7 separate regions of the Homo sapiens genome follow, and all the other regions are linked to region 1. A link is an interaction called in ENCODE POLR2A ChIA-PET data of the cell type or tissue named here. Cell type or tissue: OCI-LY7. All regions are shown on one strand.

Region 1 (4,000 bases):
AACATGGTGAAACCCGGTCTCTATTTTCAAAAATGCAAAAATTAGCTGGATGTGGTGGTGCACGCCTGTAGTTCCAGCTACTCAGGAGGCTGAGGCTTGAGAATTGCTTGAACCCGGGAGGTGGAGGTTGCAGTGAGCCGAGATTGCCTGGGCGACAAAGTGAGATTCCGTCTCCAAAAAAAAAAAAAAAAAAGCCATTGTAGGATAGTAGTAATTTTAAAAACATAGAGGACAAACAAAAAGTACTTTCTACTTCAATCCAAGATGAAGAATTAACCATGTCAGTAACGAAAAGGTGGACCATTGCAGCATCTGTCATTATTGTTTCTCATTTTGCCTTCTTCTTCCTGTCTTCTCCCCATTGCCATCTCATTTTCTCTGCAGCCATGAGCAGGAACTGTATGCAAAGTACAAAAGACTGTATTCCTGAAACAGAACTTGTTGACCCCATTTTCTTGACTCTTATTTGACATTGCTTTCTAAGAGAAGGGTTTTGGATTACACACTCACACACACACACATATGTACACATTCATAGTAATAAATGTATTTATCAACTCAGTTGCAATGAGATTCTGCTTGTTGGAATATCATATAATAAATAGCTATATTGGTATTTATTGAACATTGGCTTTTTATATGACTGCAATAAGATTTGATGCTAGTATTTTTAACTGTTGCTCCCTCTCTGCCTCCATGCTTAGCTGTTTAACATGACATTCATTCATCAAAAATAAATGTCCAAGTCAATGGAGTGTTTCTGTAACAGATATTAGTCACCTTAAACTTGTTACTCATAGCCCATAAACTCTTATCATTCTTTCTCAGATAACCCAGTTGACCCTACATTAGTAGAAATTGAGAGCTCTGAGTTCATTTTTGTTGTTATTTGATGAATATATCACTTGGCTGACTATTAGGAATGTAGCATTTGGAATTGTATAAGTAACAGGTTAAGACTGTGTACTGATTTCCTTTTTAAAAATTCTGTTTTATGAGTTTGTTTATAGCAACACAAAGTACCTTCTTTTTGCATAGCTTTTTGTTCATCAGCATTTTTTGCAATTTTAAAAAGCATGATTTTTATGCTTCATATTTAAAATAATCGCTAACTGTAGCGTTTAAATATTTGCCAATGTATGTCTGTCTGTACTTAATACTCCTATGGCAACAGGCAGAGAGAATTTGCCTAGAAATTTCCATCACTTTTCTGCACTGTCAAATTATATTATGCAGTTACAAGTATATTGAATACAGGGAAATCTGAGATACAAGTAGTTAACACATTCTATTTCCCACTACTCTGTTCAGTTCAGCCACTTCGTTAGCATTCTGAAATTTGGCTTATATACTTTGACTCAGATGCGAAGGTGTTTTTCTGATACTGAAATGTGTGGAACAAAGCTGGAATTTAATTGACAGTTGCTGCTGCTGTAATCAGTGAATTTTTGAAAAATACAGCAACAGTTTGCTGTACAATATTTTTGGGTTTGCTTTCATTTTAAGATTTTTACACATGGGAAGTCATGCGAAACAGTATAATGTGGTAGACCATTGTAGGTTTGAATTCCAAATATGTCTCTTAGCTTTTTACACTTGGTCAAAGCATTTATGCCTCTGAGCCTTTGTATCATTTTTTAAAAAATGCCAGTGATACACCTGCCTCACTGATTGTAAGAATGAAATGAGGTTATGTAAAACAACTAACACAGTGCCTAATGCTTTCATTTAGTCTTGAAGTCCCAGAGCTTGTTAGTGGCAGAGCCTGAAAAGCCAGCTCTTCTGACACACAGAAGTACTTTCTCAACCATGGCACACTGTCTATTATTTTTGGTTAGTAGGGAGTATGAGTACTGGCAGATGGTTATGCAGAGCTATGACTTTTTTCAGGTAATTTTTCCCCATAAAATTTTATTAGGGATTTTCCTCAAGAATTCTAAAAAGTCACTCAAAGTCAGGTGAAAAGTGAGGGGAGGAGTATAGAGGTGTCCAGGCTTTTGACTGGGTGATTGAAGATAATGGGGCCATCCACTGAAATCTGAAGCACAGGAGGAAGAGAAGCAGTTCTAGTGAGATGGCAAGTTCATTTACCACACTCTTTAACATTTTGTTTAGTTTTAACCTTTATTTATGGATAATAAAGGTTAATATTAATAATGATTTATTTTAAGGCATTCCCAAATTTGCATAATTCTCCTTTTGGAGATACCCTTTTATCTCCAGTGCAAGTCTGGATCAAAGTGATAGAAATTCCATGCAGTGCTATCTCTGATGCCATGAATTGGTCACTAAGAAGAATTGACTTTTCCATTGAGTTTCCCATAACTAGGGCCAAGTTAAAATCTCAGCCTTTTCTAATGACATTTTTCTCCATGAAGATCTTCTCAGTTGTGAAGAATATGTGTTTGTTAAAAAGTAAATGAAAAATTAAAACAATAGCCTGAGTATAAAACTGGGTTACTTAAAAGTACTTGTAGTTTTACATTGACTGCCTGGAACGCAGAATTATAAAGTAAAAGACAGTGTTAGACAATATTTCCAAGGCTCTCCAGTTTGTAAAGATTTGTTAATGGATCTCCCAGTTCCCTTCCTGTTTCTTTCTCTTGCTGCCTTCCTTTTCTGATTCTCTTTTTCTCTTTCTTTTTTATTTCCACAAATAATGCAGCATACTGGAAAGGGCAGGTCAGGACAGCCTAGGTTCAGAATCTGGCTTTCACATACTACTTGTATGACCTCGAACTGATATGTTTAACTCTTTGACCAAACCTCCATTTGCCAGTCTGTAAAATCGCAAGACTAATACCTACCCTAATGAGGTTATTGGGAAAAATGAGAAAACAGATTTAAAGAACTCATCTAGTTAGTAAGTAGTAGTTTTTAATATTGTTGTTATGTATCCGCTTGAAACTGTAGAGAGAAATAAGACATAGTAAAACTTAAATAAGTAAATGTAGTGATTTATGGGTTCCTAGGTGGAAAGATTTTGGTTAAAGAGAAGATTGAAACTAATAGTTAAAATGGGTTTTCTAAAAGATTATCTTTGAGGTTATCCCTCTTAACCTTGTGTTCTGTGACCATGACAATTGACTGTAAGGAAGATGGAATGAGGAAACAATTCTCCTGCCAACATAAAGAAAATCTGTATGCCCAGAGGCATGCATATCCAGCCGTGTTGGAGAAAGTGCTTTAAAATTCAGCCAGCAACACTTGATACCTCCCTATTGATGAATTGCTTGCTAAACTGTGCCACAGAGTATTCAACTTAATTCACTTAGCTCTCTTGGCACAGCTTCTTTATGAAGTCAGTGTCCCCCATGAGGAGGGCAGGGGCTGGGGTGTGGAAGGGTCCACAGGAAAGCCCATTCCAAATTGTAAAGCAATCATATTTGGTGATACTTTTAATTCATTGGATTATTCCCTTCCCCAGTTCCCCAAGTATTTTGGAGACAAATTTTTCTTCAGCTTCACATGTTGAAGATATTCTCCAAAGATGTCATCAAGAAGGTATAGTCTCCCTTTTTCTCTTGAGAACCCTGACTTTCAGAATGGCCTGGAAAAAAAAAAGGTCTTGACCACTGTGCAGGTGAGCATCAAGCTTTACACATTTTTTTCCCCATTTTTTTTCTGGAAAGAATAAAAAGATTCAGATGACATCTGAGACAACCTGGTATAAACAGCCCTAGTCTAGCTGCTACACAGCTGCTTAGTTCTGGTTCTGTGACCTTAGCTAAGATCCCAGTGTCCACAAATGTAAATGATATATTGACATCTTGACATCTTGATTAATTGGAGGGTTTTTTCTGAAATATTTTAAACTTTTAATTCTGAAAATGTTCAAACATACACAAATGTAAAGAATTGATCCCCTGCTCCCGTACTCATCCCTCTTCTTTCACTACCGTCAACATTTGCTACATCCTTTATCTCCTCTGCGCCCCTCCCTCTACTTTTTATGGTTTGTATGTTTGTTTTGGGAGGAGTGCATGTGTGTGTGTTTGTG
Region 2 (4,000 bases), 110 kb after region 1:
GCAGGAATAAAACATTAGAAAATGGGAATTTTTTTTTTCACACAATTCTGAGTCATTCTTATTCCCCCTACTCCCCACTCTTCCTTTTTTCTTTTTCCTTGTTTCTATCAGATACATTTCTACACAGCTTTAAGGAAAATTAACCCATTTTTTTTAGGGCAGTAGTCTTACAGAGAATATTGGAGGGGAAAAGATAAACCCAAAAGAACAGGCTTTGGAAGCCGTGGAATGTGAATGAAGCAAGATACTCTAGAAGGTGGAAGTAGAGACTGAAGAAATCATGTCAGAAATCATAGAGTGGTAGCAGAGATTAGATATGGACAAGTGGGGAATAGAGAAGAACAGAAGAGAGAGATTGCCTGGGATAAAAGAAAATTAGGCATGGAAATTTAAGTGGAAAACAAACCCAGGTAGTTACCATTAGATACAAATAAAATTTAAGATATTCCTCATAATACTACATATTCCTTCAGTAAGACTAAAAAGTAATTCTTGAATGCTTGCCACGAAGGCAGAAAGAGGTATGTTTGTGATAGTCCTGGAGTTGTTGAAATGAGCTGTGAGCTAGTTTATGTTTACAGTGAGGAAGGAAACTTAGATCCATCCTTATAAGGATGCCTTGACCTGAAGAGTCAGAAGGCTTGCCTTAGGCTCTTCTCATATATTTGCTGCCTTCCTTTTCCCCTCTCCGATATTCTCCACAGTGGGTTCCAGGAAGTGGTGCAGGCTTGATGGGAACTGGTTTTCAGTAAGTTCTGGCTGCTGTGTGCCTGCAGTGCCTTGTCCCTTTTTCCCTCTGTCCCTGCCTCAGATTGTGGATTGTGTTGCCCATGTTTTCTCCATCTCCCCCTCCCTTATTTCTGTTTCACATATATTCATTTCTTTCTTGGTTTGGTCAGCTGTTAAGACAATATTCAAAGAAAATGGTATTAATCATATAAAAGCCATTTTGTGAATTTAGGAATAAGTTAGTGTCATCTACCACAAAGCATTTGTTCCACAAAAGGCTAATTTGAGAACGAACATCATATAACAATCCTGTTCCAAATCCCTAAAACACCTCTTTCATCATGGCATTCTCCTAAACTGCAGGATGAAAGACCAGCTCCTCAGTTTGTCATTCAACATCTACTCCTTCACTCCTTCCCTAAGACTCCAATCTTATTTTCTAACCATTTTTAAGTAAACCAATATTTGTATGTCAGGTTGGTTGCAAGGGGGTCATATATCAAGCAAGAATTAGCACATTCTCAAATAGAAATAACTAGCTTAGAAAATTAAGTGCACTTCTACTTTACCAAGGTTTTTTTTTTTGCTATTTTATTCCTTTATAACAAATGCTTATACATTATCATTTTTCTATTTTACAATCTAATTCAAATCATCACATAGTATTAGTCATGCCTGTTATAAAACCAACTAAAACTTTCAAATATTTAATAAAAGTACCCTTTTTTATTTTTCAAGTATGCTTCCTGATTAGCTGTTACTTTCAGTGTACAGTATTATGAGTATCAGGTTAGTTAACTACATCTATTCTGCATAGATGTTTAAACAATATTCACTAGAATATTCTGTGTGCTGAGATTTAAGTTATTCAAAGATTATACATGTTAAGTGAGAGTTTTCAAGTCATGTTGAAACAGTTGTTTACTTTTTTAACTGACTTGGGTTTTTTTGCCTTTAGTAATCTCACAATAGTAATAGTGAATATATATATGTGTGAGGGTTTTTTTTGTTTTGTTTTTGAGACAGGGTCTCGCTCTATTGCCCATACTGGAGTGCAGTGGCACAGTCATGGTTCACTGCAGCCTCAACCTTGTGGGCTCAAGTGATCTTCCCTCCTCAACCTTCTGACTGGCTAGGGCTACAGACACATGCCACCATGCCCAGCTAATTTTTTTTTTTTCATTATTTTGTAGAGACGGAGTTTTACCATGTTGCCCACGCAGGTCTCTTAACTCCCAGGCTGAGCCTGAGCCACCACACCCAGCCATGAATATCATTAAACATTTCTTCTCTTCGCTATTCACTTTACATGCTTGATCATTTTGTCAGAACTTGATCTGAGAAACCTGTTGAATCCCTGTGTCATTAGCTTTGCTCTGTAAAGTCAAACTGTTGAGATCTGGAATTTACATAATTTTCTTTATTATTTTTTTCTGTCATTTTCTTTAATTAAAAAAAAAACTTTGAGGGTGTGGGGTTTTCATTTGTCTTTGATTATTTTGTATTTTCCTTATAAGCTTTTTGCTTAGTATTGGAATTGACTTTACTGTGAGGATTTGAATTCCTCTCAACCTATGTCTGTTTCTTAGTAATAATAGTACCCACCTTACAGGATGAGTGTGAAGATTATGTAATAAATGCAAGTCACCTAGGACAGTGCGTGGCACATAAACATGGCATTATTGGTAGCTATTTTAATTATTACTATTATTTTTGGTTACAACTTACTGTTTATACATGTGGTATTTTTTAACTTTATGGTAAGAACATAGGGGAAAAATATGATTACCCTCAAGTATGCATACAAAGTTTGGAAATTTTTATAGTATTTGTGAATACTCTGCTACTTTCAAAGAATGTCTCTTTTGTGTGTTGTACACATAGCATTCAACCAAAAGAGTGGGAATTTGGCCAACTCTATAATAGCTGTAAATTTACTTATCATTAACAGAATCAGTCATTGTTTTACTATATTTTTATTAGTTTTAGAGACACAGAGTCTCTGTCATTCAGGCTAGAGTATATGGTGTAATCATAGCTCACTACAGCCTCATATTCCTGGGCACAAGCTGCCCTCCTACCTCAGCCTCCCAAGTAGCTAGTAATACAGGCACACACAACCATGCCTGGATAGTTTTTTAGTTCTTTGTAGGGACAGGGTCTTGCTGTGTTGCCCAGGCTGGTCTCAGATTTCTGGCCTCAAGTGATCCCTGCTCCTCAGCCTCCCAAAGTGTTGGGATTACAGGTGTTAGCCACCAAGCCCAGCTCATGTTTTTTTTTATATCATGTTTAAATATAGTTTACTTCTACACTTTTGTAGGCTGTATGAAAAGCTAAATCATCACTTCTAGCTAGTTTGACAAATACTTTGTATTGTGTTGTATATGAACTGGATTATTGATCTCTTAAAATAAATAACTGACCCTTCATATATCTATAAACATAAAATGTATTACTCCTTTCCTGAAGGATGGAGTAATCCTGTACATTATTTTCATTTTACATTTATCAAATCTGTAAATATGCTGCGTCTTACAGAATTGCCTTGGGGAGTGTGAGACCTATAAAAAATGTAAAGAAAAGAAACGAAAAGGAGGACATTCTCCTTCTGTTTGTGTTTATGTCACTGTCTTTAGTTAAACAGCAAGTGTGATATGGTCAGTCATTTATTACATGCTTTACATGGAATCCATTAACTATCTCAGCTGTTGTGCTTCCTAATTAATTGTTGTTATGTATGAGACACTTTTGCAGTTCTAAAGCCAGAAATGAATCATCTTGTCTAAGAGATGTTGGTCCTTTGGACATCTGTTAAATTATCTTCTGTGGACAGTACTAATTGATAAATAAGTGCTGTTGGCTCAACATAGCCCCACATAATGGTTGTTAAGTTTGTTATTCAAGAGCAATTGTTCTAGTACCTGACTGGGGGAGACTGATGCCTCTAGGACAAGCTCATCCAATCCGGGCCCAGGATGGCTTTGAATGCGGCCAACACAAATTGGTAAACCTCCTTAAAACATGATAAGGTTTTGTTTGTTTGTTTGTTTGTTTTAGCTCATGAGCTATCATAAGTATATTTTATATGTAGCTCAAGACGATTCTTCTTCTTCCAATGTAGCCCAGGAAAGACAAAAGATTGGACACCCTTGCTCCAGAAGGAAGATTAAACCAAGAAAGCTTTGGGTTCTGGTTTTGATGGATCCCCGTGTACCCCCCACCCCCCCAGCACTAATTGAGCACCTACTATGTATGTGCTTAATGAATTAAA
Region 3 (4,000 bases), 180 kb after region 1:
TGCATGGTAATGGTCCTCACATCGTTGTTTTTAAAACAAAAGTTGGAGAGTACCCAAACATCTAAAAACAGGAAATTCGTTCTTAATTCAGGTATTAGAAATGATGAAGTAGATCTACAATTATCTATGTAAAAAGTTATTTACCATATCGGTATAAAAATCATAGTTATTTTTTAAAAGATTACAAAAGCAGACTATAAATTAATCCCTTTTTTTTTTTTTACATCATGTGATTAGAAGTGTAGGAAGAAAACATACCACGATGTTAACAGCAGTTTTCTTTGCGTGGATTTATACACGAGATGGTCTTTACTTTCAACTTCCTGTCTTGCATATTGTCTGAGGTGGTTTTCTAAATTATTATTAATTACTGTTTTATAGTTAGTGTGTATAATTTTACAGGTGGAAAAAAAATTTTTTAATCAAATTTGAAAACGTAAAAGAACCTTGAAAGCAATTAAATGTTAAGCATGCAAAAAAAAGTTTGCACAACGCACGCTAATTGTTACCAGCACTCTAACTTGTTTTTAATTGTTTCTCCTTTTGCCTGTACTGAAATACTATTAACAGTTGATATGACACATTTTCCCACCCCACAGCTTCTTGTTCCCTTTATTCTTCATTTGTTTCCCTCCACCCCCTTTGAGCTGAAGTGGCAGACCTGTCTTATTCCCAGTGTGTACACTCTGGATGTGGGTACAGTTTGAGGTGGAACATATAAGTCAGTGTTATTCTTCTGACATTGAGCCTTACCTTCATCAGTAAGTTAGAATGGATCTTCAATGTGTTTCACTAATATAAGTTCTATTTAATTAAACACCTATCTTGAGTGATACAGACTTAAACTATTAAGGATGCCCACGTTTCACCCTACTCTTTGCATTCTAGAATGCCAGGAATCAGAACAAGATTACTTTTTTTGAAGGTAGAGAAATGTGACTCAGATTTCACTTTGGCCCCTATTACTCTAATGTCATTACTTAAGCTCAAGTGAAAGGCTACATTTTTAAAAAAGTATCCTGGCCAATTGCCAGATATTTTGTGTCTGTATTTGGTAGTGCTGGTTTAAATCTTGTTGAATCTTGACTGGACTGGGTGAAATGGTAGAGTTTTCATTTCAACATCTGAGAAAATGAAGAAGAATCACAAAGAGTAGGCAGAGAGGCAAACGTTTCGAACAAACCCACATACTAAGTAGTCTACTAATTGTGATATAAGTGAATGTAGGAAACTGGCTTCTCCCTGGAATAATTATTACGAGATTTACACAATTCCAGGAAAACTTAAGCAAGTCTTGTTGAGCAGGCTTTCAAAGGCTTTGTTATCATGAGCTTCAGCAGATAGGTTAAAAAGTGGTGTTTCTATTATACCTTTCATATTGAGAACATATGACCATGAGTGCCTTACAAGGTTAGTCTCAGGATCTTCCCAAGTTGCCGGTGGTGTTGGGCCACAGACGTAGTTCCATATTCTCTACTATTTTTTTCCTACCAAACATTAGCTTTTGATGATTTTTCTCATTTTCCCTAGTGGATCCTCCTTACCTGACTGCTCTAATATACCCAAATTCCCAATACCAAAAATAGGGGAAATATAAATCGGGGAAAGAGTGAAATTAGAGAATTGGAGGGAAAAGAGTAGAATCTGGGATCTTTAGGAACCTAAGTTACTTTTTTTTTAATTGCTTTGCTTTTTGTTTTTTTGTTTTTTTGTTTTTTTTTTTTTGTCTTTTTTTTTAAAGAGGGTCTCACTCTGTCACCCAGGCTGGTATGTGGTGGCACGATCATAGCTCACTACAGACTCAAACTCCTGGACTCAAGCGATCCTGCTGCCTCAGCCTCTTAAAGTGCTAATATTACAAGCATGAGCCACCGTGCCCCAATTTTTTTAATTAAACGTTGACCCAATCAATATTCTGGATAGAGAGCTATCTCCCAGCACCCTGTTAAGTTAAGCACCCTGTTAACTAACAGCACCCTGTTAGTTAAGAGGGTGAACTCTGGCTCCAAGCCCTGCTCCACCCCTTTCTCCACGTTGGGCAAGAGACTCAGCCTCCTTATGCTCCAATTTCCTCCTGTGTCAGCTCCTTAGAAATCCATGTCATTAACATATTAGAGTTTTAGGACATGGTTAGTCATGGTGAGTGTTAGCTATTATTAACATCTATTAGTATTTTTGTAATAATGAGCTATGTAGGTTGGATGTTACCAAATTTTGAGGAAGAAGTGGACCATCTCTCCCCTCTTTTGACTGTCCAGCTCAGACTCTGGCGTCTCCTCAGATAAGGTAATCTGGCAGGAGAATGCCACCTGCCTGTGGTGCTAGCCTAGGGTAAGGAGTTGTCCAGACCGCCAAACGTCTTCCCAGGAGAGCTCATCAAGAGCCCATGAGTCCCCTGCCCACAGCCCACCTGCATTTTCTCCGTGAAATATCTACTTGAAGACAGGCATCTCACACCTGTAATCCCAGCACTTTGGGAGGCTGAGGCAGGAGGATAACTTGAGCCCAGGAGTTTGAGACTATCCTGGACAACATAGTGAGACCCCCAAAATTACAAAAAAAAATTTGAAAATTAGCCAGGTGTTGTTGCACACACCTGTGGTCCCAGCTACTCAGGAGGCTGAGGCAGGAGGAGGATTGCTTGATCCCAGGAGGTCAAGGCTACACTGAGCTGTGATCATGCCACTGCACTCTAGCCTGAGTGACAGAGCAACACCCTGTCTCAAAAGAAAAAAAAAAAAACCAATACGAGGGGAGCAAGGTGAGAAGTATGTGGTGGGTACAGGGAAAGAGAATAAGACTTGTCAAGAAATATGACAAGAGCTATCAGTAAAATACAGATAGGTGACTCTTGGGGCAGCTGGTGTGAAATGTAGTCTGTCAGCAGCAGGTGACTGGCTCAGCCGCAGCAATGGTGGTCCAGGTTAGAACAGCAGCTTCTCATCTCCTACCCTCCCACTCCTTGCCAGCTTTCTGAACACTTCTTCCCCCACAGTGCTGGTATTTACTGACTCCCAACTCTGCTTTCCTTGCAGCTGACCCTCTGGTGGGCAGCATCGCCACACAGTACATGACCAACAGAGCAGAGCATGACCGGATGGCCAGACAGTGGACCAAGCGGTACGCCACATAGGGGCCTGCTGCCTGCCGCCCCGCGGGACCTGTGCAAGCACATTCACCAAGTGCATCGGTAGCCCTGCCCACCCCTCCAGACCTCGGTTCTTATTTTCCTATTTTTATTAAATTTGGAACCATTTTGTGATGGTATGTTGTCCATCTTCCCATCCCAGTTCTTCCTGCCCCCCTTCCTCTCTCCCACGCTCTCTTTTATCTCTCATTTTATTCCCTTGTTGATTTCTGTTAACTTGAAAGATTTGGGATTTTTTCCCACCTCATCATAGATGGGAACTTTTGTTTTCAGTGCAAACAATGTTGGAGCTGTAATAGTAAGAGCTTTCTTACAAAGCTTTGTATTACTGTGTGGTTTTGTTTTTTTTGTTGTTGTTTATTTGATTTTGATTTTTTTTTCTTTTATGTGATCTTTGGGAAAACACATTCAGAATTATATCTCGTTTCTACTTAAATGTAGTGCTTAGGGTTAATTTTTTGTACTGAAGTCTTTATTGGTGGGTGCATGCTACTGGGAACAAGTTTTTGTACAAAAGCTTCAATCAGAATCACTGTGCATTACTGAGACTCTGTTTATCACTAGCCTTCTGTCCCTCCCGCAGAAGACTGTTGGATTGAACAAAATAATATGTATTTTGATTTACTTAAAGTGCTTGTAAATTTCTTAGGGACCTGCCACTTTTGACTGTGGATCAGTTGATGTACACTTGTATTATTAAAGCACTCAATAAATCACTGTGGCTGATAACTGCACTTCTGGTAACCCGACATTTGCTTTGTGTCCTGGTGACCGCTGTAGCCCTACGTGCAGTGAGGCTTGTCTAATTCAATTACAGGTTCAAGTGTATTTTTCATCTCAAACCTCTAATAT
Region 4 (4,000 bases), 64 kb before region 1:
GCACTTCTAGAAATGGATTCATTTTAACCTGATTTAAAATAATCAAAGTAGTCAGAGTGATTAATTTTATGTTTGTTTTAGTTTATTTTTAATTGTCAGGAATAACGGGAAATACTGAAATATTTAGAGAAAAAGAGTTAGGATGAAAAGAGGGAAAACATTTAAAGTCTTTAAATATTTGGATAATACTGTGAATTTTCAGTTGTTAACTCCCATTTAATACATGGATAAGCTGAAGCCTAGAAGCTTAACTGTTTTGCCAGGACCTACGTAGTTAACCTATATTGGAGGTGACATTTTAACCTGTGTCTGTATGTCAGGCTCCAGATTTTCCCACAATACTGTAATGAATAAAAGATGTATATATTCTACTGAATTGTAAAGAGCCATTACTCTTTAAAATTTTTTCTTTTTGCCTGTTTGATAATCATGTTTTCAGAATGCACAGTTTTTAACATTTATTTACATTAAATTTTTAGCTAAAATACAGAGTATTTATAAATTGGTTATGGAAAAGTGAGGAAAAATAATTTGCATCTACTATGCACTATATTTTTTTCTTCTTGTGAAGCAAGTGCCTGTCATGCTCTGGAAAATATAAATATGAAATCTGAACAGTTGATGATTATAAAAATAATTACAGGTTGCCATTATGAAGCACACAGTCACACCTAATCCTTTAAATAAATGTGCTTAACTACACTAAAATACATGTTTTAAAATGTTAAACAGAGACATTCTAAAAAGACACGTGAAAACCATTTAATTTTTTTAAAGAAAAAGATGCTGAGTGGGTCCATAGTGGGAATTATTTTAAAACAAGAAAAAAGAAATCTTTAGCCCTGGAAACCCTTCTTGGACTGCATTAGAAATAAATTTCCTGATGTAGCCTGTAAGTCAGTCAAAACAGGGAAGACTGAATGCTGGGAGCAATAGGTGTGTTTGTTAACTCTGAAATACTGAAAGTCAGAAACATGTGAAAAGGATGGTCATGTTAAGTAGGATCTTTAAAGTCGGTATATAAACCATTTCTTTGCCTTCTATTCAAGCAATATACTTTCATCCTTCTGTTGTGTTTCCTCAATTCCTACACTTTGTTTTCGTACTCCCCCCACCAGGAATGAGGCACCAACACCAGTGGGAGAGTTTTAGATTCCTTAGAAATTCTGCTTATATAAGTGAGTACATCAAATGATCTTTGCCACAAAAATGATGAATGTTTCTTTTGAAATGCAGACCATGGTTCCAAGAAGTTTATGCTCACAGAATCAGGAGCCTTGCATTGAAAAGGTGTAAGTCTTGCTAATAGCCTAAAAGTCTATTTTTTTCACCCAACTGCAGCATTAAATATTGGAGGTAAGACTACAGACCTAAAGAGCAGACTGGGAAGCAACAAATTATCTTATTGGTGGTGATGTTCCTTATAGTAACAATGATGAACTTTTATAGAGCACTTCCTGTATGCCAGACAGGAACCCATTAACTCATTTAATCTTTACAGTTGTTTAAGTACTCATCTTATCCACATTGTGTGGATGAAGAAACTGAAGTATAATTAGATAAATTTACCCAAAGCCACACTATTGAGATTCTACTTGAGGGCATTGTAGGTCTCATTTTGGACATATGAACTCTGGTAGTTATAAATACAGTATATGTTTTTCTAGTTGTGTCTTCACCTAGAATCTTCAAGACCACAAGCTAAAGGTTTGAGTGTAGGTAAGCTTAGGTTTAGGGTCTGCATTTGAGCATCTTATCCAGCTGACAGCTGTGAACAGAAATTAAAGGTAGCATTTTAAAACTGTGTCTCCCACAGCTACTCTTATCTGCATAAACTGTATTCTAAAGCATAATCATTTCCCCTCTTTTCTTTCACTTCCTTCTTCTCGTTCTTTTTTTTTTCTAAAAATACTTTAGTAATTTTAATAGTGTAGTAATTGATCAAACTATTTGCTTGCAAAAGTATCTGGCCAATTTTTTCTTTGTGAAAAGTAAACAGCAGTCAGCTAGCTGTGTATCAGTTTATCTTAGTTCTGAAAAGGAATCAATGAGAAGATGTAAACAATTATGACAAAACCAAGACCCAAACCACAAAAGACTTCAAAGATTAAGTAATTATGTATACATAGTTCCATATAACAAAACTAATAATTGATAGTAGGGAAGTAAAAGAGAACAAACATTTGTTGATTTCTTGCCCAAGCATTAGGTGTTTACAAAATGTATTGTTTACAGTGGAGACTTTGAAATTTCAAATTCATTTAGGTTAGTTGGAGGAGGGAGGAAAGCTATTGACAGAAACACTATTTATTTCTGTCTAGCTAAAAAGAGGATTTAAGCATTATGGGGGGTACTTTGATTTAGTTTAGTTTTTTTTTTTTTTTGAGACAGGGTCTTGTTTTGTTGCCCAGGCTGGAGTGCAGTGGCACAATCATGGCTCACTGCAGCCTCAAGCCCCTGGGCCCAAGTGATCCTCCCACCTCAGCCTACCAAATAGCTGGGACTCTAGGCACACAGTACCATCCATCAAATCTTTTGTGGAGATGGAGTTTCTCCATGTTGCCCAGGACCTTAGCTTATTTGATTGCATAGTTTATTTAGCACAGGAGGGGATATGATAGGAGAGCTCTTCCTTCCGCAGATAAAAATGTTCTCTTCCGTGCTTATAAACATTTCACTTTAGTCTCTATGAGATTGTGTGAATTTTTCTGTGGTCGTAGGCTACATTTTCACACTACATAAACTATGCCCCTGGTTATAGAATGCACATGCATTCTGCAGTACACCAATGTATTTGTTTGTAGTTGGCTTTATTATTTATTCGTATGTGTATATTTAAACATTCCTGACTTGGTTCCTGACACCAAGAATACATACATGTATATTTTCTTGGAAATACTATGGAATATAAATGAGTATTAGCATCACCCTGCGTTGATCAGGTGAATTTGATAGAAATGGGAGGGGAAATTTTCTTAATAAGTCCTAAACCCAAGAATAAACTTTTATATTTTTTTTTCTGCTTCATAGCTGTGGAAAATTATTGCAACCAAACTATTGAAACCATTCTTAAAGTTAAAAGAATTGTTATTTTAGGACAAATTTTGAAGATAATACTTTTTTGGGGGTGGGGAACTTCTGCTGTTATTGTTGCTGTGCTGGAGGAATGGTGCTTATTCTTTTGGTAGCATAACTAGTGGTCTGACATGAAAAACTCTTAAAACTTACCCTATATTGGGTCTTTAACTGCTATTTTATGTTAAAACCTTACATATTAGTATGTATATATATATGTGAATGCATACATATACAAACTACATTTTCTTATTTTTAAAATATCTTAAGGTACATGAAGGAGTTAACATGTTCATGAAACATTGTGACATGGAAAGGTACTTAGGACTTAGTCTAAAATGGAAAAAAAAAAGCAAGACGCAAGACTGAATATGTAGTATATTCAATTTAAAAACTTTCTGGCCAGGAGCAGTGGCTCACGCGTGTAATCCCAGTACTTTGGGAGGCTGAGGCAGGTGGATCACCTGAGGTGAGGAGTTCAACACCAGCCTGGCCAACATGATGAAGCCACATCTCTATTAAAAATACAAAAATTAGCTGGGTGTCGTGGCACTCACCTGTAGTCCCATCTACTCAGGAGGCTGAGGCAGGAGAATCGCTTGAACCTGGGGAACAGAGGTTGCAGTGAGCCGAGATGGCGCCACTACACTCTAGCCGGGGCGACAGAGACTCCATCTAAAAAAAGAAAAAAAGTTCTGAAGTGAACATGTGTATTACTTTTAAAGTAAACTTTTGTGAAGTATGTGGCATGCTCCTCAAGTGAACACATCTGTGTAATCGGTGCCAGATTTAAAAAAAGAACATTGCCAGCCCTCCTTTCCAAGGAGACCTCGTGCCTCCTTCACTTAGCCACTGTCTGGACTTCTCACACCATTGATAAGTTTTGACTGTTTTGGGACTGTACATAAGTGGAATTATACAGTAC
Region 5 (4,000 bases), 110 kb before region 1:
TTCTCTCTTCACACCACGTGGCTGCTGCTGGGGCATGGGGGAGGGGTGGCATTGGCAGTTCAAGACTGTCCTACCCTCTTCAGTGACTCTTTTAGCAATATGAAGTTAAAAACCAGGTACTGTTACCACTCACCTGATGTTTAATTCTCATGAAGATGCTTTTTTGTGTAGATAGTTGTCAAATGTGATGTTCCTGCAGGGAGGACAATTGGTGGAGGCTTCTATTTGGCCAACTTGCTCCTCCTCATTTGTAAATATTTCAGTGGGTACCTGTGATTTGCTTTGAAGTACAGTAATTGGAGAAAGGGTAATGAGAGTTAACAAATACGGCTAAAGTGGAAACGTGGTCAGTCTTGAGCTGATTATTGTTGAAGCTGAATGAGGGATTTATAAAGGTCTGTTATGCTTTTCTTTCTAAGAGTTTGCTTGAAATCTTTTATACTTTAAAGTTGAGAAAACCAACAATGATACCAGCTCAGTACAGTACTCACACAGTGAAGGTTTGTTACTTTAGCTGGCATTCTTTGCAGACATACCTTATAATGTAAAGAGAAAACTTTTCTAAGCAAAAGCAATTTGACACTTTGCGACTTCTAGATACAATTTTTCAAATGTGATGGATGAATAGGAAGTAGCAAACAAAAGCAGATGATGAGGAAATACCGTTTAAGATGTCACTTTAAAATACTGTACTGTGTTACCATAAGTAGAGTGCATTTCTAGATCCTTACTACATTTTACACATCTTTTCTGATTATGTTTCTTCTTTTTATACTTTTAGGTATACACATTAGCTGAGTACTAGGAATTTTAAATGCATGCTATTTAGTTTTGAACGTTCAAGTACTTAGTTGAACTTAAGTTATGAAATTGTAAAGGAATGGTGTCTACCAGTGACATTACATTAAAGCTTTTCATAATCGAGTTGTGGTAAGTTGTTTTATTTTAAATTTCTACCGTAGGAACAGAATGGTTCTGTAAAAGTTATTTTTCTTACTGTGATATAATTAAAAAATATGACCATACTTTTGCATAAAGAATTGATAGACTATTTCTCTTACGGAGCATATATGCATGCAAAATTGACTAAAGAGGACTCATTTAAAACATTTCTAAGGGGAAATTTGAGTTAACACAAGGGTGAATATATTTTAAGCCAGTTTATATTTTAAACCACTCAATAATGTGGTTTTGAAAAGTGACTTTTTAGAATATGTATGTATATGTCTACACACACACACATACGCACACATGCAAATGATGTGTTTACCCTGCTAAGCAGTTAGATTGGTAACTATGAGGTAGCAGCTTCTGTATCTTGTTACCTTGTTAGGTCAGTAAAGCAAGTGAGGGGGCACTTTATTAGTTTGTGGACCATTCTTGAAGCTGGTGACGCTGCAAAGGGTCCAAGGCTTGCCCTCTCTGCTAGTCTAGATCACTGTTTCTGAGACTGTAATGTATGTGTAAATCACCTGGAGGTCTTGTTAAAAGTGTAGACCTTGTTTTAGAGATCTGGGATGGGGCCTAAGATTCTAACAAGCTCCTTAGGTGATGCCAATGTAGGTTTGAGGACCTCTCTTTTTTTTAATTTTTATTTTTTTGAACTAGGGGCTTGCTTTGTTGCCTAGGCTGGTCTCCAACTCTTCCGTTCAAGTGATCCTCCCACTTCAGCTTCCTGAGTAACTGGGATTATAGGAGAACGTGCCCAGTTAAGGACCAGCTCTTTGAATAGCAAAGGACAAGCTTATCATAGTTGTGATTTAGAATTTAAAACCTCAGATAAACTATGGTTATAGGTAATATATTTATACTAACTTTAAAAAATATCAAATTTTATTATTATTATTTTTTGGATTTAAAAAATGTTTCTGGCCAGGCGTGGTGGCTCTCACCTGTAATCCCAGCAGTTCTGGGGAGGCCAAGGTGGGAGGATCGCTTCAGTCCAGGAGTTCAACATCAGCCTGGGCAACATAGCAGGACTGTGTGTCTAAAAAAAAAAAAAAAAAAAAAAATTAGCCGGGCATGGTGGCATGTACCTGTAGCCTGTAGTCTCAGCTACTTGGGAGGCTGAGGTGGGAAGATCGCTTGAGCCTAGGAGTTCAAGGCTGCAGTCAGCTATGAACAATGCACTGCCCTCCAGCCTGGGAGACAGAGCAAGACCCTGTCTTTAAAAAAAAAAAACAAAAAACGTGAGCCTAGGGCTGCTTCTAGCCTATAGAATATCTTTTGCTGACTAGATGCAGATTCTCCTTGGGGTAGATGCATAGCTTGGCCAGATAAGGGACTTCTAGGTAGAACCATGCACAAAAAGGTGGTTGAATTTCAGACCTTACTCACTGGCTGCAAGCTTTTGTGCAGTATACAAACTCACAAATTACTGGTTGATCCTACCTTTGTTTAACATCTGGGCACAAAGATTTAAAAGAGTAGGAAAAAACATTTAAAACTATTGTAGTGATAACAATAAACTGCTTAAAAGGTATATAAACAAAACAAGAAATCTTTATCTGTCTTTTCACATGTTGTAATAATAAGGCTTTTGTTCACAATTTTAATGTTATTTTAAAAATTAATACTGCATTTGTTACTCAGTAGGTTTAATAAAATGCAGAGACCGTATACAAGCAACATACTGCTGACTATGTTAACTTAGAAAATAACCACCTTCACAGATTTAGCAGTCTAGGGCAGTGGTTCCCAAATTCATGGTATTGGGCAAAATGAGAAAAATAAAACAATGTAATCAGGTTTTTGTATTTATTAATTCATTCTATTTAAGGGGCTTTTTTTTTTTTTTTTTTTTTGACAGGGTCACTCTGTTGCCCAGGCTGGAGTGCAGTGGCACGATCTTGGCTCACTGCAACCTCCGTCCCCTGGGTTCAAGCAATTCTCTCACCTCAGCCTTCTGAGTAACTGGAATTACAGATGTGTGCCACCATGCCCGGCTAATTTTTTTTTTTTTTTTTTTTTTTTTTTGAGACAGAGTCTCGCTCTTTGGCCCAGGCCAGAGTGCAGTGGCACGATCTCGGCTCACTGCAGGCTCCACCTCCTGGGTTCATGCCATTCTCCTGCCTCAGCCTCCCGAGTAGCTGGGACTACAGGCGCCCGCCACCGCACCCGGCTAATTTTTTGTATTTTTAGTAGAGACGGGGTTTCACCGTGTTAACCAGGATGGTCTTGATCTCCTGACCTCGTGATTCGCTCACCTTGGCCTCCCAAAGTGCTGAGATTACAGGCCCAGATAATTTTTGTATTTTTAGTAGGGATGGGGTTTTGCCGTGTTGCCTAGGCTGCTCAAACTCCTCGGCTCAAGCAGTCTTCTTGTGTCAGTCTCCCAAAGTTCTGGGATTACAGGCATGAGCCACCTCATCCAGCTTAAGGGACAACTCTATATTCATTATTTTTGGTGTTAAAATGTCGTCTTTAAAACAGTATTGGTGGTATATGAGAGGTATATTCGTTATGTACCTTTCTGCAGACATACATGCCCATGCTACTTTTATTCCTGACCTTATTTTTTTTTCAGAGGAAGAAGTTAAGAAATTAGTTTGTGGGCCATTCTTGAAGCCAGTGACACTACATAGGGCCCAAGGCTTGCTCTCTCTACTAGCCTAGATCACTGTACCTCTCAGAGCCCCACTCACTTGTCTCCTAGGTGCCTCATAAATAGTTAGCAACAATTCTCAGTACTTCATTAAAATTCACCTCCTCCTGGGAGCCCTCCAGCCTTTGAAATAACCTGCTACTGGCTAGAGTAGCCTAGTGGTGAAGAGCTTGAACTAGACAGCCTTGGCTCTGCCACTTAATGCCTGTGTGGCCATTACATATCTTTTACAAGGTTATGTAACCTGTTTGTGCCTCTTTTTGTTCGCAGTTAAAATCAGGATAATTGGCTGGGCACAGTGGCTCACTCCTGTAATCCCAGCACTTTGGGAGGCTGAGGTGGGTGGATCACCTGGGGTCAGGGGTTTGAGACCAGCCTGACCAACATGGTGAAACC
Region 6 (4,000 bases), 230 kb before region 1:
CCACTTCTCTTCCTCGCAATTATTTTAAAATGGATCCTTTTATTTTATTAATAAATATTCATATTCATTTCATCCATAAATATTTCAGTATCTCTGAAAACATACCCACAATGCAATTGTCACACCTAACAAAATTAATAATATTTTTAAAAATTTGTGTGATTAAATCAACAGCCTAATAAGCTCCAGCTTCAGTTGATGGCTATGTCTCTTAAGTCTTTTTTACTTGATAGATTCCCCTTCTTTTTTCCCCCCTTGCAATGTATTGGATGAAGAAACTAGATGACTTGACCTATAGACTTTCTCACAGTCTGGATTTTGATGACCGATTTCCCTGGTGTCATTTAGCATGTTCCTCTGTCCTCTGTATCTTCTGCAAATTGAAAGTGAGATACAGAGATTTGATGAGATCCTAGTTTAATTTTTTGTTGAGAACATTTTACATGTTGTATTGTGTACTTTCATCAGGAGAGCCATTTTGTGTTATTCACAGCTATTGATGACCATTGCCCAGATTCACTGATTCATTAGGAGCTACAGAATGGTGATATTCTAACATTCTTTCTTTACTTACTAGCTGCAATGCTACAATAAAGAGAAACTGTCCCTAAACAGCTGTATAATTTTCTCGATAGAGTTGGTAAATGAAAAGCAGGATGAGTACATGATTTTCCTCTTTATTTGCCAGATTTTAAAATAATAAATTATTTATTTAGCATCCTCCAAATGTGACTAATGAATTTCTTTTCTTTTCTTTTCTTTTTTTTTGAGACCGAGGCTCACTCTGTCACCCAGGCTGGAGTGCAGTGGCATGATCTTGCCTCCCCTGGGTTCAAGTGATTCTCCCACCTCAGCCTCCAAGTAGCTGGGACTACAGGCATGCACCAGCATGCCTGGCTAATTTTTGTATTTTTAGTAGAGACGGGGGTTTCACCATGTTGGCCAGGCTGGTCTCGAACTCCTGACCTCAGGTGACCCACCTGCCTGGGCCTCCCAAAGTGCTGGGATTACAGGTATGAGCCACCGCACCTGACTAAATTTCCTTTTAATGAGTATCTCCTTAAAGTACAGATGCCCAGGCCCAACCACAGACCTACTGAGTCAGAGTTACCAGAGATAGAACCTGGCCTCTGCATGTTTAAAAGTCTTCCTGAATGATTCTGAAGCATGATTTATAGCCCAGCTATTAAGAATGTCTGGGCCAGGTGACTGCTAAAGTCCATCCAAGCACTAGCATTCTGCAAGTCTATAATGTGCAATTAATTATAGATTGCATATATCACTACCCCCATTCTGCTGTATGTAACATGGCTGGTGAAATAGTGTCAATAAGATGTTCAAGGCCAGGTGCATTGGCTCACACCTATAATCCCAGCACTTTGGGAGGCCAAGGCAGGCAGATCACCTGAGGTCAAGAGTTCGAGGCCAGCATGGCCAACATGGTGAAACTCCGTCTCTACTAAAAATACAAAAATTAGCTGGGCGTGGTAGCACACGCCTGTAGTCCCAGCTACTCAGGAGACTGAGGCAGGAGAATCACTTGAACCTAGGAGGTGGAGGTTGCAGTGAGAAAAAAAAGAAGGTGTTCAGACAACAACTAGAAATTTTCAATAGCTTAGCACCCAGTTCCTTAAGAGTGCTGCACAGATAGCCAAGAATACTTTTATTTTCCACCCAAAGGGTGGAGGTTGGTACTTTCAGTTACAAATAGTTCCGGATGCCCCTATCTTCCAAATCCACACTCCTAGAGATCATGGGCACATGGATTAATGTTTGAAATTCACCTGCAGAGTCAACTCCTTTTTTTTTTTTTTTTTTTTTTTTGAGGCAGAGTTTCACTCTTGGCGCAATCTTGGCTCACCACAACCTCTGTCTCCCAGGTTCAAGCGATTCTCCTGCCTCAGCCTCCCAAGTAGCTGGGATTACAGGCATGCACCACCACACCTGGCTAATTTTGTATTTTTAGTAGAGATGGGGTTTCCCCATGTTGGTCAGGTTGGTCTCGAACTCCCAATCTCTGGTGATCCACCTACCTCGGCCTCCCAAAGTGCTGGAATTACAGGTGTGAGCCACCACACCCGACTGAGTCAGCTCTTCTTGCCATGAAGTATCCATGAAGGCAACACACATGGGTGGGATTCAGGGGCCAAGCCAACAAGACATAAATCACTATGATTATCTGCCTTTTGAAACATAAGAAAGACATTGATTGGAGTCTAGGGATAAATTCATTCAAATCCTGCCTCTCCCACTTACTATGTGAATAGTGGCAAGTTACCTAATCTCTCTGTACCTTGGATTCATTATCTCTAAAATGGGGATAGCATTATCTCTTTGAGTTAATCTGAGAACTAAATAGGTTTAATATATATAAAATGCTTAAAACAGTGTTTTGCTCTTAGATTGCTAACCACTATTATATTTAGAGCCAGGGATGTCACCTGTGTGGTAACTTAAAATCAATAACAGGAGGGCTAGGTACATACAGACCACAAATTGTGGCTTTCAAAAAGACCCAGTGTCCTTATTTTAAGGACTCTGAGATCAAGACTAGAGTAGAAAATAGTTCTCCATTTCACATTACAGGAGTGGTTACATGAATTTTGTCAGGTGGAGTGGAGAGGGTCAGAGTATCCAGAAATTTTAGTAAAAAAAACGGTTCAAACCACTACCACTCTTCTAATTAATTCCATAGTTTATGGGAGTTCAAAGCCCCCCTTACCCCTCAATAATACTTTTGGCTACTTTATGTGACTACTTCAGATTCCAGCCTCTTGCTTTTGAGAGAGACCCCATATACCAAGTCATATTCACCTAGGCGAGAAGTGCAGCCTTTTCTTCAATTTACACTCACTTCTACAGAGATTCATGAACTTAATGGGCTTTGCCAGCAATTTGGGGGAAAGATGAAAAAGAGGTTTGACTTAAATCCGTGAAAACCACCTCTTGTGTTCATGTAGATGCAGCCATCCTTGAACTATCATTCGACTCAGAGCTGTCCGATAGAACTCTATGATGATGGAGATGTTCTGCACTGCTTAGTACAGTTGCCACTAGCCACATGTGGCTTTTGAGCACTTTAAATGTGGCCAATGTGACTGAGAAATTAAATGTTAACTTTATTTAATTTTAACATATTTAAATCTAAATAGCCATTCATGGCTCGTGGCTACCTTATTTATAGCACAGCTCTAGTCCCTTCCCTGTAGCCTCATGGGCTTTTTACCCCATAGAGACCCAGTTCTCTCCATCTTTCTCACTCTAATCATCTTTTCAGATGTTCCCTTTTTTTATGCCAGGCAGTTTATCCTTCTACAAGCATGCCTTTAGCACCTGATGACAGCCACGTCTTTGGATCTCTACTTACCATGTGATTCTTAGGCATTACTTAAATTATTTGTGCCTCAGACTCATTGCCTCTTAACTGGGTATAATAGTAACTCTCAATAAGTTAATCTGAGAATTAAATAAGTTAATACATGTAAAGTAGAATACATAACCCAATGGGCTTAGCACAGGCCATGCCAAAGAAAGACATTTTTGTACCTAGAGGGAATTTTAATGAAAGATGTTAACAAATAAAATTTTCACCTTGTTGATAATACTTTTAGGCTGCACTGTCCAATGCAGTAGCCACTGGCCACATGCGGATATTTAAATTTAAATTTTAATTAAAGTTTGTTCCTCAGTGGCACTAGTCTCATTTCAAGTGCTCAATAGCCGCATGTGTCTAGTGACAATTATATTGCACATGGTAGTCATAGGAAAGTTCTACTGGGCCGTGGCAGAATATTACTACTATCTTCTTGAACTCAAGTACAAAGAATTGCCACAGTAGGCCAAAAAACAATTAGATTAGGGAATACCAATCAACAGCAGGTTTGGCCCCTTATCAATCTCACTTTCTCATTCTGCATTCTATATCCTTACCTTCCACTTTTCCCTTTTACTACTTCCTCCCCCATCTTCACAATACTAATGAAATGTATTAATAAATACC
Region 7 (4,000 bases), 170 kb after region 1:
ACTTATTTGTGAGCGCTAAAAATTAAAACCACTGAACTCATGAAGATAGAGAGTAGAAGAATGGTTACCAGAGGCTGGAAAAGGTAGTTGGTGTCAGAGGGAGGGAAGTGAGCACAGCTAATGGATACAAACAGTTAGAAAGAATGAAAAAGACCTAGTGTTTGCTAGCACAACAGGGTGACTATAATAAAAAATAATTTAATTGTACATGTTAAAATAACTAAAAGAGTACAACTGGATTGTCCATAACACAAAGGATACATGCTTGAGGGGATGAATACTCCATTTGCCATGATGTGATTGTTATACATTGCATTCCCATGCCTTATCAGAGTATCTCATGTACCCCATCAATATATACACCTACTATGTACCCACAAACATTAAAAATTATAAATTTTTATAAAGAAAGCAGTTTGCAGGCTGATCTCAGTGGCACACACCTGTAGCCCCAGCTACTTAGAAGCCTGAAGCAAAAAAGGATTGCTTGAGCCAAGGAGTTTGAGGCTATAGTACACTATAATCATGCCTGTGATTAGGCACTGCACTTCATCCTGGACAACATGATGAGACCTTGTCCCTAAGAAAGAAAACACTTTCTCAATATTTAAGAAGCAGACATAAGACTTCTGCCATTACATTTTTATTTCTAATACTTTTGCATTCACTTGCTGCTTCACACAGTCACCAGATGTGCTACACTTTATGCCAGCAGCTGTTGCTTGTTACCAAGTCATTTTCTTTTGGTACAGGTTGAGTGTCCCTAATCTGGATATTGAAAATGCTCCAAAATCTGAAACTTTTTGAGCACCTACATGACTCTCAAAGGAAATGCGCATTGGAGCATTTCAGAATTTGGATCTTCAGATTAGGGCTACTCAGCCTGTATTAGCACTTGCAGTGGATAACATTAAAACCATGTTTGTTCCAGCAGCCTTTTAACATGTGGTGGCTGCTCTTCTCTCTCATTTTGAACATTTGTGTGAATACATGTGTAGACAATGCCAGATGTTTCCTTCATATATTATGTAGTTTGTCTTTGGCTAAAAGAGATTTTTAGTCCCAAGTTACATTCAGAATGCTTACCAATATTTAAAAATCAGTATTCAGATACTAACAGTAAGTCCAAGTGATGATGTTATGCTTACTATATGTGATAATAACCTATATGATCTTTGATCTCTACAAGTTCAGTAAACCTGGAAATGACATTGAATGAGGCATTTGCCTATTCCGTCTTCCAAAAGCTAAAGCAAATTTTGACCGAGTACTGAGGCCAAAGCTTAGTTATAGTGTGTTTTCAATATTTATAGTGTATAAAGTGTTCCTTCATATTAGAAAAAATGGACTAAGGACATGAACAAAATACTCACAGAAGAAATACAAATGGTGAACAAACTTGAAAAAATGTTAAACTTCAGTAGGTATCAAATTAAATACAGGTACAACGACAGATTATTTTTCTGTTAGTTTGGAAAAAAAACAAAAAAGCTGATAATGAGTTGGTGAGAATGCCCAGAAAGAGAGTAAATTGTACATACTTTTATTGAAGGGTGGTTTGGCAGCATTTACCAGACATTTAAAATGTATACAGTGGTCCAGGAATCTGCCCTCCAGAAGTACTCAAATATGTCCTCAAAGATTTATACAAGACTGTAATATAGTTCTAACAGCAAAAAATCAAAATCTAAATGTGATCATAAGGGGAGTGGAAAAATGAATGCTGACTCACTATGCAAAGGAATGCCTTATAGTTACTAAAACTAATGTGCTAAGTCAATATGTGCTGTCTCAGAAACACAGCTACGGTACATTGTTACAGAAGAAAATGCGAGTTGCAGAATGTCTGTGCGATTTCTATTTAAATAAATAAAATATGGAAGGATGAGGGTCAAACCATTAACTGTAGTTGCCTCAAGGTGGAAGGGGGTATTGAGTTGAAGAGAAGGTAGTATTTTTTTACTTTATACATACTTCTGTATTATTTGAATTTATTATAATGCACATCTGTTATGTTTTAATTTTATAAAAGATTTAAATAAAACTAGGCTAGACCAAACCATGGAATAAAAGTATTATGAAAGAAACAAAAATTAATTATTTCTCTCATTTTAAGACAACTCACAGATAGCCTCCAGTGACTTGGGGAGCGAAAAGAATAACATTAATCAAAGATACAGTGGAACTGCCGGAGGACAGTGGATCATAGCCTTGAAGAATCCAAGAAATGGCAAAGTGCAGGCCACAAATTCCAATAACAAAATAATTATGTTTAAAAAAACATAATTTTTAAATTATGTTTACATAATTAGAGGAGAAAAGTGAAAGAATGCTGTTAAAATCACCACCATGTCCCTATCTCTGACTTCCTAGTAATCCTTGAGTAGAGACAGGACAAACATCTATGATGCAATCTATTTATAATGCTAGTGCTGCAAAGGAACACCTGCCTTGTGGAGTGACTGTGCTATATATGGCTGTTGTTGTGTGTATACCTTATCTACTTATATTCTTCTAATCATCCATCCATCCATGCAGTAAACATATAGGGTAAGAGGGATACAGAGATGACAGACAGTCCTGTGAGGGGAGAAACTTGTTTAGCACTGGTTCTCCAGTACCTGGAACAGAGTAGGGGCTCAATAAATATTTGTTGAATGAGTGCATGGGCTCCCGTCCAGTGAGAAAACAGAAAAGTAAACAGACAGCTAAAAGGCAGTACTGGCACACCTCGTTTGACAGTGCTTTTGTGTTTCACATATACTGTTGTTATTGTTTTTTTTTTTTAACAAATTGAAGGTTAGTAGCAAGCCCGTGTCTGTCAGCCCCATTTTTCCAACAGCGTGTGCTCTTTCATGTCTCTGTGTCACATTTTGGTAATTCTCACAATATTTCAAACTTTATTATTATATCCTTTATGGTGATCTGTGATCAGTGATCTCTGATGCTACTATTGTAATTGATTTGTAATGGCCTCTAAGTGTTCAAGTGAAAGGAAGAGTCAAATGTCTCTCACTTTAAATTGAAAGATGGAGATAATTAAGCTTATTGAGGAAAGCATGTCAAAAGCCAAAACAGGCCAAAAGTTAGGCCTCTTGTGTCAAGCATTAGCCAGTTGTGAATGGAAAGGAAAAGTTCTTAAAGAAAATACAAAGTGCTACTTTGATGAACACAGGAATGATTTAAAAAAAAAAAAAAGCAACACACCCTTATTGCTGATAGGGATTTAGTGGTCTGGATAGACAGTCAGACCAGCTACAACACTCCCTTAAGCCAAAGCCTAATCCAGCATAAGGCCGTAACTCTCTGCAATCCTGTGAAGGCCGAGAGGTGAGGAAGCTGCAGAAAAAAAGTTGGAAGCTAGCAGAGGTAGGCTCACAAGGTTTTAAAAAAGAAGCCATCTTCCTAACATAAAATTGCAAGGTTGAGGGTGACCAAGGAACAAGGCAGGTGCAAGATGTAGAAGCAGTTGCTGATATAGAAGCTACAGCAAGTTGTCCAGAAGATCTAGCTAAGATAATTGATGAAGGTGGCTACATTAAACAGATTTTCATTGTAGATGAAACAGCCTTCTGTTGAAAGATACCAATCTAGGACATTTATAGCTGGAGAGAAATCAATGCCTGGCTACACAGCTTTAAAGGACAGGCTGACTCTCTTAGTAGGGGTCTAATGTAGCTGGTGACTTCAAGTTGAAGCCAGTGCTCATTTACCATTTCAAAAATCCTAGGACCCTTAAAAACTTGCCTGTGCCTACTCTGCCTGTGCTCTCTGAGTGGAAGAACAAAGCCTGGATGACAGCACATCTTTTTTAATATGACGTACTGAATATTTTAAGCCCACGGTTGAGACCTACCTCTCAGAAAAAAAAAAAAAAAAAGATTCTTTTCAAAATACTAGTACTCAAAGATCTAATATCCAGAGTCTACAAGGAACTTAAACAAATTTACAAGAAAAAAAATTTAAAAGTGGGCAAAGGACATGAACAGACACTTCTCAA

What was found. Peaks named below come from ENCODE experiments on the same cell type or tissue, not always from the same donor. Only the 100,000 strongest peaks of a DNase experiment are listed, where the experiment ranks them.
Region 2: POLR2A ChIA-PET joins it to region 1 with 6 read pairs; 3 of 35 experiments call an interaction of 5 or more read pairs at or near these places.
Region 3: POLR2A ChIA-PET joins it to region 1 with 6 read pairs; 1 of 35 experiments calls an interaction of 5 or more read pairs at or near these places.
Region 4: POLR2A ChIA-PET joins it to region 1 with 5 read pairs; 1 of 35 experiments calls an interaction of 5 or more read pairs at or near these places.
Region 5: POLR2A ChIA-PET joins it to region 1 with 5 read pairs; 2 of 35 experiments call an interaction of 5 or more read pairs at or near these places.
Region 6: POLR2A ChIA-PET joins it to region 1 with 7 read pairs; 2 of 35 experiments call an interaction of 5 or more read pairs at or near these places.
Region 7: POLR2A ChIA-PET joins it to region 1 with 10 read pairs; 1 of 35 experiments calls an interaction of 5 or more read pairs at or near these places.

What each region holds. Positions count from the first base shown.
Region 1 is chr3:23,403,634-23,407,633 of GRCh38, forward strand. The region is part of intron 3 of UBE2E2 (ubiquitin conjugating enzyme E2 E2); the gene reads left to right. Among named protein-coding and RNA genes, the nearest start is that of UBE2E2, 200 kb to the left of the region's middle. In OCI-LY7, no CTCF peak of the experiment used is centred here; DNase peaks (open chromatin) are centred at 401 and 1,658; H3K4me3 peaks cover 3,266 bases; H3K27ac peaks cover 4,000 bases.
Region 2 is chr3:23,517,947-23,521,946 of GRCh38, forward strand. The region is part of intron 4 of UBE2E2 (ubiquitin conjugating enzyme E2 E2); the gene reads left to right. Among named protein-coding and RNA genes, the nearest start is that of UBE2E1, 290 kb to the right of the region's middle. RefSeq lists an enhancer at 938-1,107. In OCI-LY7, no CTCF peak of the experiment used is centred here; a DNase peak (open chromatin) is centred at 1,815; H3K4me3 peaks cover 620 bases; H3K27ac peaks cover 1,223 bases.
Region 3 is chr3:23,586,699-23,590,698 of GRCh38, forward strand. UBE2E2 (ubiquitin conjugating enzyme E2 E2) reads left to right here. Exons shown (of 6, transcript NM_152653.4): 6 at 3,036-4,000. The coding sequence ends at 3,133. Among named protein-coding and RNA genes, the nearest start is that of UBE2E1, 220 kb to the right of the region's middle. RefSeq lists an enhancer at 3,088-3,587. In OCI-LY7, no CTCF peak of the experiment used is centred here; no DNase peak of the experiment used is centred here; H3K4me3 peaks cover 405 bases; H3K27ac peaks cover 551 bases.
Region 4 is chr3:23,339,819-23,343,818 of GRCh38, forward strand. All of the region lies in intron 3 of UBE2E2 (ubiquitin conjugating enzyme E2 E2), which reads left to right. Among named protein-coding and RNA genes, the nearest start is that of UBE2E2, 140 kb to the left of the region's middle. In OCI-LY7, no CTCF peak of the experiment used is centred here; a DNase peak (open chromatin) is centred at 1,773; H3K4me3 peaks cover 2,859 bases; H3K27ac peaks cover 4,000 bases.
Region 5 is chr3:23,288,901-23,292,900 of GRCh38, forward strand. All of the region lies in intron 3 of UBE2E2 (ubiquitin conjugating enzyme E2 E2), which reads left to right. Among named protein-coding and RNA genes, the nearest start is that of UBE2E2, 88 kb to the left of the region's middle. In OCI-LY7, no CTCF peak of the experiment used is centred here; no DNase peak of the experiment used is centred here.
Region 6 is chr3:23,177,414-23,181,413 of GRCh38, forward strand. No RefSeq gene overlaps it. Among named protein-coding and RNA genes, the nearest start is that of UBE2E2-DT, 24 kb to the right of the region's middle. In OCI-LY7, no CTCF peak of the experiment used is centred here; no DNase peak of the experiment used is centred here.
Region 7 is chr3:23,574,147-23,578,146 of GRCh38, forward strand. The region is part of intron 5 of UBE2E2 (ubiquitin conjugating enzyme E2 E2); the gene reads left to right. Among named protein-coding and RNA genes, the nearest start is that of UBE2E1, 230 kb to the right of the region's middle. In OCI-LY7, no CTCF peak of the experiment used is centred here; a DNase peak (open chromatin) is centred at 2,445.